Regions from separate parts of the Homo sapiens genome. Here region 2 is linked to region 1. A link is a loop called in an ENCODE intact Hi-C map of the cell type or tissue named here. Cell type or tissue: GM12878. All regions are shown on one strand. Each heading gives the region's core, and the rest is flanking DNA. Links, peaks and the distances in the headings are about the cores only.

The links. Peaks named below come from ENCODE experiments on the same cell type or tissue, not always from the same donor. Only the 100,000 strongest peaks of a DNase experiment are listed, where the experiment ranks them.
Region 2: it touches region 1 in a loop (5-fold over the local background); 1 of 110 quality-filtered maps calls a loop at or near these places.

The regions. Positions count from the first base shown.
Region 1 is chr14:39,909,144-39,917,411 of GRCh38, forward strand. No RefSeq gene overlaps it. Among named protein-coding and RNA genes, the nearest start is that of FBXO33, 480 kb to the left of the region's middle. RefSeq lists an enhancer at 3,560-3,619. In GM12878, for the core only: no CTCF peak of the experiment used is centred there; a DNase peak (open chromatin) is centred at 3,498.
Region 2 is chr14:39,824,525-39,831,232 of GRCh38, forward strand. The region is part of intron 5 of LOC105370461 (a long non-coding RNA gene); the gene reads left to right. Among named protein-coding and RNA genes, the nearest start is that of FBXO33, 400 kb to the left of the region's middle. In GM12878, for the core only: no CTCF peak of the experiment used is centred there; DNase peaks (open chromatin) are centred at 3,537 and 3,984; H3K27me3 peaks cover 130 bases.

The DNA of each region.
Region 1 (8,268 bases), core at 1,783-5,782:
AGAATGTCCCCAAAAGACTTCCTAAAAATATATGTTCTTTTCTCTTTCTGGAATGTTTTATAGAAGTATTTAGGCCTAACCTTCAGATAATCTCATTAGTTCCTCTTATCAGTCATGCATTCCCTAATAGCAGGGATAACTACCTTACATGGACTTAGGTGTCAGAAACACTTGGGTAAGCTGATGCTACTTATATAGCTTCTCTAAGCCTCATTTTATTTATCTATAACACTGGTATAGTCATTTCTATAGCAGAAAGTTACTTTAAAAATTAAATTAGTTTATGAAGAAAAAGTACTTGGGCACGGTAAGAGCTCAGAAAATGAGCTGATGATAATGAATGGACCTGCATTTAATAGGTGATTACTAATTCATCACTAATATAAACCCAAATAACATATTTATGTATTATTTCTGTGTCTTGATATTTCTTGCCAGGACCCTTTCCTCTGTTATATATGTCTTTACTTTTTTTCTTGAGGTACTTTCATTTAACTATGTTATCTATATCTATATAAATATTAAAATCTTGGTTATGAAATTATCCTTCTCCTAAATTAATTTTATTCACAAAATTTACTGTTCACAAATTTAATTTGTATGCTTGTCTTTCCTTTACTCTGGTTCTTGGTGGGACTTGAGTGGGCAATTTTTTAAATTTTATCTTGGCTTCTCATTGATTAACTGTGCTTATAGCACAAATCCATTTTTTCCTTTTAAAAAATTTCTTTATTACCTTTTGCCTGAATCAAATATTTTCAGGTGTCTTGAATGTCTGTTTTCAGAATATATTTTAAAATTCCCAATACTAAAAAATATTGGCTGCATTTTTATCAACACAAAAATAATGGATGTGACAGTTTGAAAAATCTGCAAAACACAGGAATGTCATTTCCAGAGGACTCTTTTTTTAAAAAAAACAAACAAACAAAAAACTACTCTCCAACCTTCATTTCTGTTCCCTGGAAATGCTGAACTCCTTCCACTCTGGTGAGCCTTCTGTGCTCTCTTGCTTCTGGATCTCCCTGGGCTGTGTCCTCTCTCTTGACTAATTACCCCCTTTTCACCTAATTACCTTCTGCTCTTTCTCACCCTAGCTTCTGCTTCCCAGTCTAAACAGCTTTTCCCAACAACTCACTTCTGGTCCCATTTGCTAATTTCTGTGCCAACTCCTATTACTGTAGCACAGTTAGACCACACAAAATTGTTTAACTGTCCCCTTCTCTGAACTCTGGTGCACTTAAAAGGCATCATTATAGCCCAGTATGTAGCATAGTGCTGGACATATTTCCACATTTCATGAAAACTCTGTTTTTTCTCATGATACACACATGACAAAGGCCAGTAGAATTAAGGGTAGATGATCACGCATCTTCAGCATATTTTGTTTGCTTATGGATTTATTTTTCCTAAAATCCTCAAAACAGCAAGTATCCATCTCCTTTTATTAAAAAATTTTTCCATGTCACTGATATAAAATTTACTTTTTGCTTTCTTTTAAGTACAGCTGGTATGTTTGCTTTCATTGTTTCAGGAGGTAATCTTTTTTTTTCCCCCTCCTGGCTGGTGAAGTTGTATTTCTTACTTTTTCAGCACTTTATTTTAAATCCTAGCCTGCCTTTGGGAGATTTGTCTTGTGTTTCCCTACTGAATGATTTCTTCTGAGCCTGTTGCTATGAGGTGCAGTAATTTGATTTTGAGATTTCAAGGACAGAGTTTCAATTCTAGGCATTGGTTTTAGCAGCATGACCTTAGAGTGCTTTAGTCATTCTTTAATGCCAAGTCTTTTCTCTGTTCTATTTTTGCTGAAGGCATATAGATTTTACAAACATATTGGGCCTTTGAACACAATCATCCCAGCCAGAATTCTCTGGGATGTATTTAAGATGTGTTTATTTTGGATTAATAAAATAGGATTTTCTTTGACTTAAAAATATATTTTCCTGTCACAATTATACTCTCGTTTTCTTTAAACTATATTGATAACTTATTATTATTGATTTTTTCCATCTATATATTTGAATATATTTTTAAAGTTTATCTGGTTTCTTCTTTAATAGGATGTTACATATTCAAAATAATATTGTGATTATTGCCTTCTAAAATCTCAGAACAGTTGAGAAAATGTGCCTAGCAAGAGTAAATCATTATTTAAACTACAGTATTTGGATGACAGAATATTATAATTGATAAGTGAAGAAAATGTATTTGAGGATATTAATTTTTAGTAAAGTACCTGGTATAGGAAGGGTCTCATGAAAGTTTCTTAACTAAATTAATTAAATGGATTTGGCTAGAAACATCACAAATTAGATTAAAAATTGTCCCAAGTATCACAAACTAGATAATGATGATATTGCATGTTAAAGCAGGTAGCTTAGATTGCAGTTAGTAGAAAAGCTCAGCTTTGAATTTTATATAATTTTGTTATGAATGTCATGGAACTGAAAGAAATTGATAAAAATTTCAGTTTCCATGTAGCAGAAAATATCACTAAAATCTTGAAATTTCATGAAGTTATTGTGGACAGTTGTAAATATGATCATAGAACAACAAAGCAAGAGCTAATTTGAAAAAAAATGGAATCAAAATCGAGAGGATAAAATTTCATTTATGACCACAAATGATAATTTAAAGAAAAGTGAGTAGTTTTAATGTTCCAGGTTTCTTCTTTTATGCTTGATATTCTGCCTTGAGATTCTAACTGAGAAGTGAAGTCTTGGTCCTGTGTCCCTCTCTCTTCTCTCCTCTCAGAGAAGCCATCTACTTGGCGGGCTTCAGAGGTTACATCTGAGTTGATGACTTCCTCGCAGGTCTGTAGTGCTAGACTACGAGTTTGGTCCTGTGTCTCCATCCATCAACAGGGTATTTTCTCTTTTAGTATTGTCTTCATATGAAACACAAAATGCTAAAAGCGTTTAAAAATGGCCTTATATGTCTCACTCCAGGTTTCTTCTCCCACTAAACTTGCTCATTTCTGTAAAAGTGTGCTCATTCTGTAAAGTGTGCTGTAAGACTGAAATCTTAAGCTTATTTTTTATTTCTTTCTCCATTATTCTTCATGTTCAATGAATTCATCTAATGGGGACTGTTACTTCTTCCACGGTGTGTTTTTCTCATGGGAAACATCCTTAGTTTTCTGGCAAACTGAGATTACCTTGGGTGTAAATCTCTGTAAATAGTTTTCTAGCAGTTTCAGTGACCCCAGATTATCATTGACACCTTTGATCTTTTTTAACCTTTTGAGGTGGATATTATCCAGATCTTCCAGAATATGTGGTGAGCATCTTTGTTTCAGTCTAGTTATTTGTAACAATTTATATTTCCTCTAATCTTATTGAAATGACCGAAAGTCGTATGTGCACATGCATATGTGTGTACTAAAGTCGCTGTCTGTGCTGTAGCAGAAGTGATTCTGAGAAATATCTGGAAAGTATAGTGAAACCTTGAGTAATTTGTGAAAAGTATAGTGAAGGTAAGCTTGGACTGAGGTAAAGGAAAATACCATAAAAAGTAAATACCTAGGTTTCCACAAGAGTGCAGTGAACCACTGATGTCAGACCAGCAAAGACTGGGAGCAAGGCGTTGATGAAGCAGGCAGCAAATGAAAGACCTGAGGGCTTCCTCAGAGCCCAGCTCATGGTGGTGGGGTTGGTGGACATTCATCCTGAAGCTTCCTCTGGTAGTGAAGGTGGAAAGGCAAGGCTGGGGCTACAGTAATGGGCCAGTAATAAGGTGAATAAAGCAGCTAGTGAGAGGAGGTTCTCCTTCAGCTACCTTCAATCTGCTATAACAAACAGCAGGCTTTCCTTTTCAGTTTATCAACCGTAACTGGGACAGCATGGCCCCATTGAACTGCAAGAGAGGGTAGAAAAACATATCACCTTTTCAGCCTCTGTAGTGATAGTGAGAAAGGGAATGTGTGTTAAACAACTGGCAATGTTTGTCTTTATAGAAATCCAGACTAGAGTAGTAACAGTGAAGGACATTGAAAAATTTGTCCAAGAACTGTCTCCTATAAAAGTGCTCATCTCAGAAAGATTTAGAAGATTAGCGTTCTCCCTATGTTTTAAAAACATGAGATAATTCCAATGTTTAAGTCTTCTAAAATATATAGAATTAATGGGGAATCTTCAGTTTGTTTTATGAGACCTAATAGCAGAAAAATAGAAAACTACATATGAATATAGTTTAGGATGAGATAAAAATTTAAAAATAAAATATTAAGAAATAGAAATTAGCTGTATATTAAAGAAATACTATAATGAGATCAAGTGGAGTTCAGTATAGTGTCATGTGATTCAGTGTTATATTTCTACAAAAATTTTCTACAAAAATTTGGATGTGCAAACTGAAAGGTAGATTTGAATAAATGTGAGGAATTTTAAAATGCCTAGAATAAACTTAATAAACCTTCTGACATGGTTTTAAATATTCCCTTATGTGGGAGTACTTTAGGAAAAGCAAATGTTTGCTGAGTATTTTCTTTGTGCTAGAAACTTCATAGGCACAATATCATCTAATCCTCTTAAAAATTCTCAAGATAGGCATTATTCTATCTCCTTTTTTTACCGATGAGGAAAGTGAAGCTTAGAGAGGTTAATTAGCCTTACCTTAAGTAACCTTTGTCAGGTCTTAAATTTGATCTTGTCCTTTTTAGAAGCTGCTAAATAAGCTTATTAATGTTTCCTGGGTGCTAGCGGAAGATTTGAGACTCTAGGGTCAGAGACCAAAGACCTTATTACATATGGCACCTGAACATCAATGTATTTGTACTGGTTCCCCTTCAGCTGCAGGCCCCCGGGGGCAATGCAGTGGGTTCAGATGTCTGATCTGCACTCAAGTAGGTTTATATTGCAACTGAGGAATACAGAGATTGGAGAATCTACCACTTTTGTAGCAAGAGTAAGCAAGCCTGTTCTTTGTGAGAGCTGTGGAAAAGAAGACATTCATCTCTTAAAGTTATCAGCTGCATAACAACTCTGAGTAATGGATTGGGTAAAAGAGTAGTCATGGCCTTGCAATCTTGGCATTGTAAGAGATGTGAAAAAAGCTAGAGGTCTGACTACATTGTCTTAATAAGCTTCACCTCTAAATTTACTTACCTCAAGTGTTAGCAATCTTAATTCTTTGACAAGTATCTCATGCTTGTGATAAAAGTGATTTTGGTTTGATAAATTGATTCTTTTGAAATAAAAAAGTTAACAAAGTCTTACTTTTCCTGGATTTATATTCTAATACTTGTATATATTGACTTGTAAAATCAGGAGACGTTTAAAATATTTAGAAAAAGAATTTTGAGATTTCCTTGGTATTTTTAGACCATTAGTCTAAAAGGGACATTTAGGCTTTATTGATGATGATATTGCTCATTTCAAAGAAAACAAAACATTTTGAAGAAAAAGTATAAAATGAATTTAAAATCAATACAGAATTTATACTTTGTGCAGTTTGGATGTGCAAACTCCAAACCAATGGCTATATCATAGTATTTAAGTGGGCATGTGACATGGTTTAGATTTAGCATTTAACCTTTCAGACAGAGAATATATCTATGTCATTAAGTAATATATTCATGAGGCCTTTCCTAATTTCAAGTCCAACAGCTCTTTAGACACAAAGGCCTTTCTATTTTGTCCAAATCAATTTCTGCAGCTTTTAATATTTATTTTTTTAAACCGTCCTCTTCCTTTTAAAAGAAAATGTCAAGCTAACAACTTGGAGAACAGGTATTGCCAAGGGAAAAAAAAGCTGTAGTTTTTGGAAAACTAGACAAAATAGAATTTAGAGCTAAGATTTGCTAATTGGAAGCGTTCATAGAAACAAGAATGTTTTGAAGAATATTTTTCTCAGCATTGTGTGAGAAGCAGCAATTTCTGTCCTGCTGTTGTACTTAGAGCCTGTCGTATGACTTATTTCTTCTTTTCAAATAAGCCACTTTGCTGAGGCAGGAGTTTGCTTATCATTTCTATTCTGTGACTAACATTAGTCCTTTACCTAATTTTCACTTTCTAGGTGCTGGCTCTGGATGGCTCAGGTAACAACTCTAATGTAATTTCTGGATTGCTGTTTGCATTTAATAGGTATTAAATTAAATGTGCAATTGGTCGACTGGAGATAAAAGTATCATTGAGCTTTTGGCAAAAAAGCTTGAAGCATATATTACATTCCAATGGGAGAACCATTAGCTTTAATAACTGAATATGGATTGTTGGCATTTATTATCATTGTCAGAATGCTAATGCTCATTAGATTTTTAATGAGAGGATGGCAATAAAAACATGGCATAGAGTTAAAAATGGATATTAATTAGGGTATTAAAATGTCCTTATTTATGTAGTTGTGAAGAGGAAAGTTGGTAATTGAAGAAACACTTTGATAGTAGAAACATTTCCTCACTTCATTCCTTTTCTCTCCTACCTCTGTTATTAAACTATTATATAAATAGAGAAATAGAAAAAAAGGTAACAATATAACCACTTAAGGGAAATCTTTCAGACAAGTCCCTTGTGATAGGTATTTTTATGATGCCAGACAAATACAGATTTTAGCTATGGATGAACAGAACTATAATAAAGCACCATGTAATTTTATAAGTGAGAAAACATATAGATTATTGGTGCTTCTAAAGAGGCTTTATGGCATAAATTTAGAGTAGTTAAATAATAATAAATAACAAAGTTGCTGGGATTTAAAAATTCTGTCTTCACTACTCACTGGCCATTTTACTAAAACTCTGAACTTAAACTTTCTTATCAGTAAAATGAGAATGAAAAGTAAATGGAATACTCCATATAAACCTCATTTAGCATATTCCCTAGCACACAGTAGGGAAACACAAGTTATCTGTTATTATTTCTAATCAAGTAAACTAAGAATACGGCATGTTTAAAAACACAGCTTCAATCTAAATCTTTAACTGCTTTTGGCAAGTCTGTTCATTGTGGTGTATTTTGTTAAAGCCTTTAGAGCCCAAACACCCACATTTCATGCATGTCTCTTCAGCATTCCTTTAAATAAATTAAACTCAATGACCTTTATCAAGTGCCATTCCTTAGGGCTTGTGCCAGGTGTATGGATACACATATGAATGAGAAATAGCCTCTGACTTTAAAGAGACAATATTACACTATTAGCAAGTTTAGTACTTTGGATTTTGTTCAGCTTTTACTGGAATCTAGGATTTGTTTGTTTAAATAAAACGTGTCTAATTTATCAGTTACTAATGCCAAGCTATAAAATAAATACGTAAATATTTGTAAATTATATACTCTTACATTTCCTAGAAATGACCCAGTATCATATCTCTTTTCACTTATGGCACATTTCAAGATGACAAATGTACAAATAAAATTAACATGTTTTTATTGTTCATGTAGAATGAAGAATGGGGGAATTTTGAATGCTTACATAGCTATTCCTTGGTGAACACCTTTAGCCTAAGCTAAATTTCAGCTGTGGTAAATGTGCAGGTTGGTAGCAGAGCTCCCAGCTGCTCACTAGTATCAGTTTCTCAATCCCAGAACCAAAAGCCAGACAAACCTAGGATTAAGTCTAGTTCTTTTATTTACTCACAGTAGGACATTGGGCATATTACTTAAATCGGGATAGCCTTCGGTTTCTGCATCTGTAAAATGGGGATAATGATAGCCCACAAAGTATACAAAAATTACTATGTGCCAAGACTGTACTTAGCACAGTACAAGACTATTTAGAAGAATATTTACTTAGCACAGTACAGCCCTGGCACATAGTACTTTTTATACATAGTCTTATCAAACTCCTACACCCACTGTACTTAGCATAGTCCTGGCACATAGTAAGTGCTATGAAAATTCATTTTTTTAAAATTATTCCCTTTTTGGTCTTTTTTAATGTGACAAGAAAAGTTTCAGTGATTGAAGGGTCCTTCTCAGATATAATTTGTCTTTAATTCCTCACCCTTAAGACCAATTTAGAGGACCTCAAAGTAAATGGCATTGTAGTATGAGGCAAAAAATATTTATTGAAAATGCAACATTGAACAATTCTTTTAATCTAACCCACAATTTACACTGCATGATTTTTAAGGTGTATAGGAATACTAAAAAATTATATTTGAAATCTGGAGAGACAAACATAAGATATCTCTATGGATGCATATGGTGCTAGGTCAAAGGATGAATGCGTTTCAGTGAATCCTAACACTGCTCTGTTTATTACAGAAAAGGAATGATCATATGAGATACTCAGGGGTTTCTTTCAAATGCACCAATAACTGTTGAAAGT
Region 2 (6,708 bases), core at 1,213-5,212, 85 kb before region 1:
GTATCTTTGTGGTGTTCTCTGTATTTCCTGAATTTGAATGTTGGGCTGTCTTGCTAGGTTGGGGAAATTCTCCTGGATAATATCCTGAAGAGTGTTTTCTAACTTGGTTCCATTCTTCCTGTCACTTTCAGGTACACCAATCAAATGTAGTTTGGTCTTTTCACATAGTCCCATATTTCTTGGAGGCATTGTTTGTTTCTTTTTACTTTTTTCTCTAAACTTGTCTTCTTGCTTTTTTTTTTCATTAATTTGATCTTCAATCACTGATACCCTTTCTTCCTCTTGATCAAATCGGCTACTGAAGCTTGTGCATGCATCATGAAGTTTTCGTGCCATGGTTTTCAGCTCCATCAGGTCATTTAATGTCTTCTCTACACTGTTTATTCTAATTAGCCATTTGTCTAACCTTTTTTGAAGGTTTTTAGCTTCCTCGCGATGGGTTAGAACATGCTCCTTTAGCTTGGAGAAGTTTGTTATTACTGACCTTCTGAAGCCTACTTCTGTCAACTCGTCAAAGTCATTCTCCATCCAGCTTTGTTCCATAGCTGGCGAGGAGCTGCAATCCTTTGGAGGAGAAGAGGCACTCTGGTTTTTAGAATTTTCAGCTTTTCTGCTCTGGTTTCTCCCCATCTTTGTGGTTTTTATCTACCTTTGGTCTTTGAAGTTGGTGACCTACAGATGGGGTTTTGGTGTAGATGTCCTTTTTGTTGATGTTGATGCTATTCCTTTCTGTGTGTTAGTCTTCCTTCTAACAGTCAGGTCCCTCGGTTGCAAGTCTGTTGGAGTCTGCTAGAGGTCTACTCCAGAAGCTGTTTGCCTGGGTATCACCAGCGTAGATTACAGAACAGCAAATATTGCTGCCTGATCCTTCTTCTGGAAACTTTGTCCTAGAGGGGCACCCACCAACAGAGGTGTCTGTTGGACCCTACTGGGAGGTGTCTCCCAGTTAGGCTACATGGGGGTCTGGCACCTGCTTGAGGAGGCAGTCTGTTTGTTCTCAGAGCTCAAATGCCATGCTGTGATAACCATTGCTCTATTCAAAGTTGTCAGACAGGGATGTTTAACTCTGCAGAAGTTTCTGCTGCCTTTTGTTCAGCTATGCTGTGCCCACAGAGGTGGATTCTATAGAGGCAGTAGGCCTTGCTGAGCTGCAGTGGGCTCCGCCCAGTTCGAGCTTCCCAGCAGCTTTGTTTACCTACTCAAGCCTCAGCAATGGCGGATGCCCCTGCCCCAGCCAGGTTGCAGCCTCGCAGGTGGATCTCACACTGCTGTGCTGGCAGTGAGCAAGGCTCCATGGGTGTGGGACCCGCTAAGCCAGGCACGGTGGAGAATCTCCTGGTCTACCAGTTGCTAAGACCATGGGAAAAACACAGTATTTGAGTGGAAGTGTCCCAGTACAGTCTGTCACGGCTTCCCTTGGCTAGGAAAGGGAAATCCCTTGACCCCTTGCACTTCCCAGGTGAGGTGATGCCCCGCCCTGCTTTGTCTCGCCCTCCGTGGGCTGCACCCACTGTCCAGTCACTCCTAATGAGATGAACCATGTACCTCAGTTGGAAATATAGAAATCACCCGTCTTCTGCATCGATCACACTGGGAGCTCCAGACCAGAGCTGTTCCCATTTGGCCATCTTGGAACGGAAATGGTGTTTACGTGGTTTTCATTGAATGTAATTATCAATATGATTGAATTTAGATATATCATTTAAATATGTTTTTTTGTTTGTCCACTTTGATTTTCCTCTGTTCCATTTTCCTGCCTTCTTTTGGATTGTTTAAATTTTTTTACTATACCATTTTCATATATATATACACACACACACGTATATATGTGTATGTGTGTATGTATATGTATGCATATATGTATATATGTGTATATATGTATATATGTGTATATATTTGTGTGTACATATGTATATATGTGTGTATATATGTATATATGTGTATATGTGTGTGTGTATATATATGTATACTTGCTTTTTGGATATACTGCTTTATAAGTTGTACTAGGGAATAAGATATATACAAGTAATCTTTCATAGTCTGTATAGAGTTAATATTTTATCACTTAAATAAAATGTAGAAGCCTTGCAACCATACAATAGGCCCCTTTACCTTTCCTTCTATGTGTTAGAGTTGTCATACATGTTATATCTACATACATTGAAAATCCCAGAAAATGTTATATTTTGTTTTCATGAATTTTTTATTGTAGTAATATTTTGAATGTTACATTCTGTATTTCTTAGTCCTCCAGATAATGCTGACTTTTTTTCCTCTTAAATTTTTGTAGGCAATCAATCTACAACCATCAGTTCAGACCATCAGTTTTATCCCACCTTCTGTGGGTAGGGTTTCCAATGTCAATTCAGTTTTCAAAGGCTTCACTTGGCTATTTTGACTAAGTTTTGTGCATGCGCCTCTCAGGGCTTATTTTGGCAAATGGAATGTGTATTATACTGTAGTTCGCTTTTCATAACCTTTGCTATGTTAATTTGGGTTTGTGTTGTGCATGCAGCAGGTGAGCCTGGAACTTGTTCTGAATCATAGACAGAATTAGAAAATTCCCATCTCCAACTCTGTACAGAAATCCCTCCCACACTCCTTGGCTTCTAAGATTCCCTTTCCTTGGTTCTCTTGCCAGAAAGACAAGACTTCTCTTTGGGATTTGTGCTGCCTGTGCCTATTGCATAGTTCCACAAAAGGGGCCACTCTCAGGTCAAAGCTAGGAGAGAAAAGATGATACATTAGTTTGCAAGGGTTATCATAGCAAAGTACTATAAAGTGAGTAGCTTAAACAATAAAAATGTATTGTCTCACAGTTCTAGAAGCTAGGAATCCGAGATCAATTACTGGCTATTCTCCTTTGATGGCGGTGGGGAAAGATTTGTTCCAGGCCCCTCTTCTAGCTTCTGGTAGCTCCTTGATTGTGGCAGCATAACTTCGATCTTCACATAGTGTTCCTTCAGTGACCATGTCTGCTTTTGTATACAAATTTTCTCTTTTTATAAGGTGACCAGTCATATTGGATTAGGGGCCACCCTAATCACCTTGTTTTAATTTGATTACCTCTGTAAGTAAAGGCCTTATCTCCAAATAACATCACATGATGAGGTGGCACAGGGAGTTAGGACCCCAACATATTTTTGTGGGGATATAGTTCAATCCAAAGCCTATAGGGGAGTGAAGGGAGACAGGTTGCTCAGCACTACACTAGTCACTTCTTCAAGTTTTAACTACTTTTTTCAATCTACCTACTATGATTTACTTTTCAGAATTCTCATGTAGTTGCCTCATATATTTTGACTGCAGATTTTATCTGTAATCAGTGGGAGAGAGACGCTTTAGTGGGTTTACTTCGTTTTGGTCAACACTGGAAGATGTAGTTTTTAAAAATAAGTAAAATCCTTTAGTTTTAGGGTCATACTAGTACATCTGAGGTTCAAGTAGATGTGTTGGCTGGAATGAGGATCAGAGTTGAAATGAGCAATAGGCTGAGAAAGTCTATTAGAAGGGAAATTTTGAGTCCAATATGCAGGACACTAGCCTGGGGTAGAGGTGAAGTTTATTTCAGTCTTGAAACATTTATGACTCAGAACTACTTAGTTTCATACTCTAATTCTCTTTCAGTTCTACCACTCTCGATTGCTTAGGGGTAAAAATTTGTTAGTGGGATTAGGACTAGAAAAATCTAAGTTGAATATTATTTCAAATGGTTGCTAGTTATAATAAAGCCCAGTTCTGTTTATCATATATTCAGGTATTGCTTTCTGGGATTACAAAGATATATTGGATATAGTTCCTGAGATTAAGGTGTCTCAGTCTAGTCAGGGAGTCAGAAATGTGGATAAATGCTGTATTGATATGCTAAATGTACTGACAGAGAGAAATAAAATGGTACACAGGATGAAGGGGGATGGTAGGAGAAGAGTAATACCTATACCAAGATGTGAAGAAAATGATCTCACTGTGTGGGGAAAATACTGGAGAGTGCAGAAGGGCTATGAGGCAAAAACAGTCTCTGCCATGCGAGCAGAGCTACAATGCAAATGGGCTTATGAGTTTGAAAGGTTCTCTGGTGTACATTTCTTCAAAATATTGTTTATTGAAAAGTATTATGTATTGGTGCCCTAAGATTTTATGCTATTTGATGATCAAGACAGAGACGACCAGCAGCCTAAAGAGAAAACTCTTAGTTGAAGGAAATATATTTTAGGCAAAACATTTCCTACTCTTTTTGAAACTCTTTTAAGGATTGATCTGAGAACTATCACACAGGATACAAATATAGAAAGATCTCAGGAGAATGAACTTTTATCTCCACAGGCATATTTTTATTTCTTTGGTTCATTAAGTTCAATAATCCAGAATGGCTCATTCAGAGTTTGGTCTACTCATAATCAGGGAAGAGGAATTAATTTATAATGCCACCCAAAGTCAGGTTGTATCATCAAGTCTTTTACTGGAAATCTTATTTTGTTTTGAAGTTAATTGGGAATAGTGTTGGATGAGGCAGTGAAAAAAGAATTAATTTCAGTTTCTGTGAAAGCTGGTACTCAGGACTTATGCAAACCATACAGGGCAAAATCTATCCAGCTCTCTCTTGCCAATTATCAGCTGATATAACTGTGGTGATAACTATAAAGTAAACCTTGTTTGGTACTATTTTGCTCGGTATATTTTAGAGCCTTTAATAATCTAGTATTTCTTTAATAATTCTAATATTTTTGAGTATGAGATATAGCATTGTTTAACAAATATATTTTACCACCCTGAAGTCTGCTTTGCTTCTTTTGTAGTTTATCCATTGTCTCTCAAAACTGGATGTTTTTATTTTTTGCAAAGTGAATTTCCAAAAATACTGCCTTAGTTCAAAAAGAATAGAACACTGAAGAATGTCACCTTTAACTCCTTATTGTATTACCATTGATTTTTCCTGTTTGTGGTGAGGAATATTTATTTTATTCTAGTCAAAATCTAGGACCTTAAATTGCCATTTGGATATTGAATCGATTGTCTACTTTAGTCTTTAGCTCTAAAGAATATCTTGAACTACTTTTTACTACATAGCTCTAAGAGCCAGGGAAAATGAACACACCCAAGAATTATAGGGATATAAATATAGTCTCTCATAAGTTATTCCTTTTTGAAAGCAAAATAAATTGAGAACTATAAACTTCTTGTTAGCAGATGTGAACTGAGAGACTCTGCTAACTTGTTTTACTGCCAAACTCATAACTATATATATCAAGACTGACAATATTTGCAAAGACATTTATTACTTAGATTTTCTTAGCAGGAATTAAAAATTCACCTATATAGTAAATTACTCCCTCTTTGACTGATAAAATAATTTATTCTATAATAAGAGATGTTTATCAAACCTAGCTAGATCATAAATTACAGATTTTGATCAAAGTATCAAATTGCTCTGTGTTGATAACCTAAGTGGCCATTAATAGTGACAATGCTATTAAGCTATTTAATATAGAAACTTTAACATACTGAGAGGTAAATCTCATATTTATCAACATTACTTAAATGAATTCCTAGTGACCTTGCTTATGTGCTCAAAAATCCCAAGTCCACATTTTTTCAGTTACTTTGATAACTCTTTTGAAATTGTCATGCTTATGTTACATACTCCTAAATTTTAAATGCTGGAGTTATAAAAGGAGCACTGATTCTGAAAGTGTATTTATCAGCTATAATAGAACTAAAAGATGACAGATAGTAGGGTAAAGAATGCAAAATCTTTCCTAGAATTAAATGGTGTTGGTGACATAGGGAAAAAACCCAGTCATAATAGAGACAATAATTAACACATAGTGGAAGAAAGCTTTTCTCAGCCCAAACAACAAAAACTGAATAAAACAAATTTGACTTACATAGTGGAACTGCTTATTAAATTTTAGGCAAAATCTAGGTTATTTATACTTAGTAGTATAATAGCAAAATATTTAAATTACAAAATTATGGAGACAATTTTACTATCATAGAAAAACTGTGGGCCAAGAAACAAGAATCTGATTGGCTTCACTGTAACAGCATACTCAATCACACAAGGGCTCAAAAAGTAAAATATCTAAGTAAAATAAATCCTCATTAATGTTGTTGATAGGTTCTTGAAAACTGCAACTTTAGGCAAAACGACATTAACGAAGCCAATTTTACCTTAGGCGAATTGATATAAACAAGAATTAAGTTCCTGCAGCATATTTCTAGTCACAAAAAATCACCACACTTCTAAATAAAGACCCAACAGAATTCTAAATGAAACAGTGCAATAAATGTGAGCTTTTATTTAAGAAATACAATTTAAGAAAGATCTTAATACATTTAAGAAAGATCTTACACATTTAAGAAAGATCTTAATGCATTTAAGAAAGATCTTAATACATTTAAGAAAGATCTTATTACATTAACATTAAGAATGTTAATACATTCTTAAATGTATTAACAAAGATCTTAATACATTTAAGAAGGATCTTAAATACATTTAAGAAAGATCAATAAAACCGAGTGAGATAATTACCCATTTTTTGGTGAATCAGTGAGTGACAGTGGTCATAGTTGTGGTGGATTAAATCAAGGAATAAATGTTTGCAAAGTGAGATGGTAAGGGGCACCTAGCACCTCTCAGTTCAAATAATAACAGACATGGAGGGCTCACTGAGTGCTTTTGTACTGCTTTGTTTATTGTCATGCATT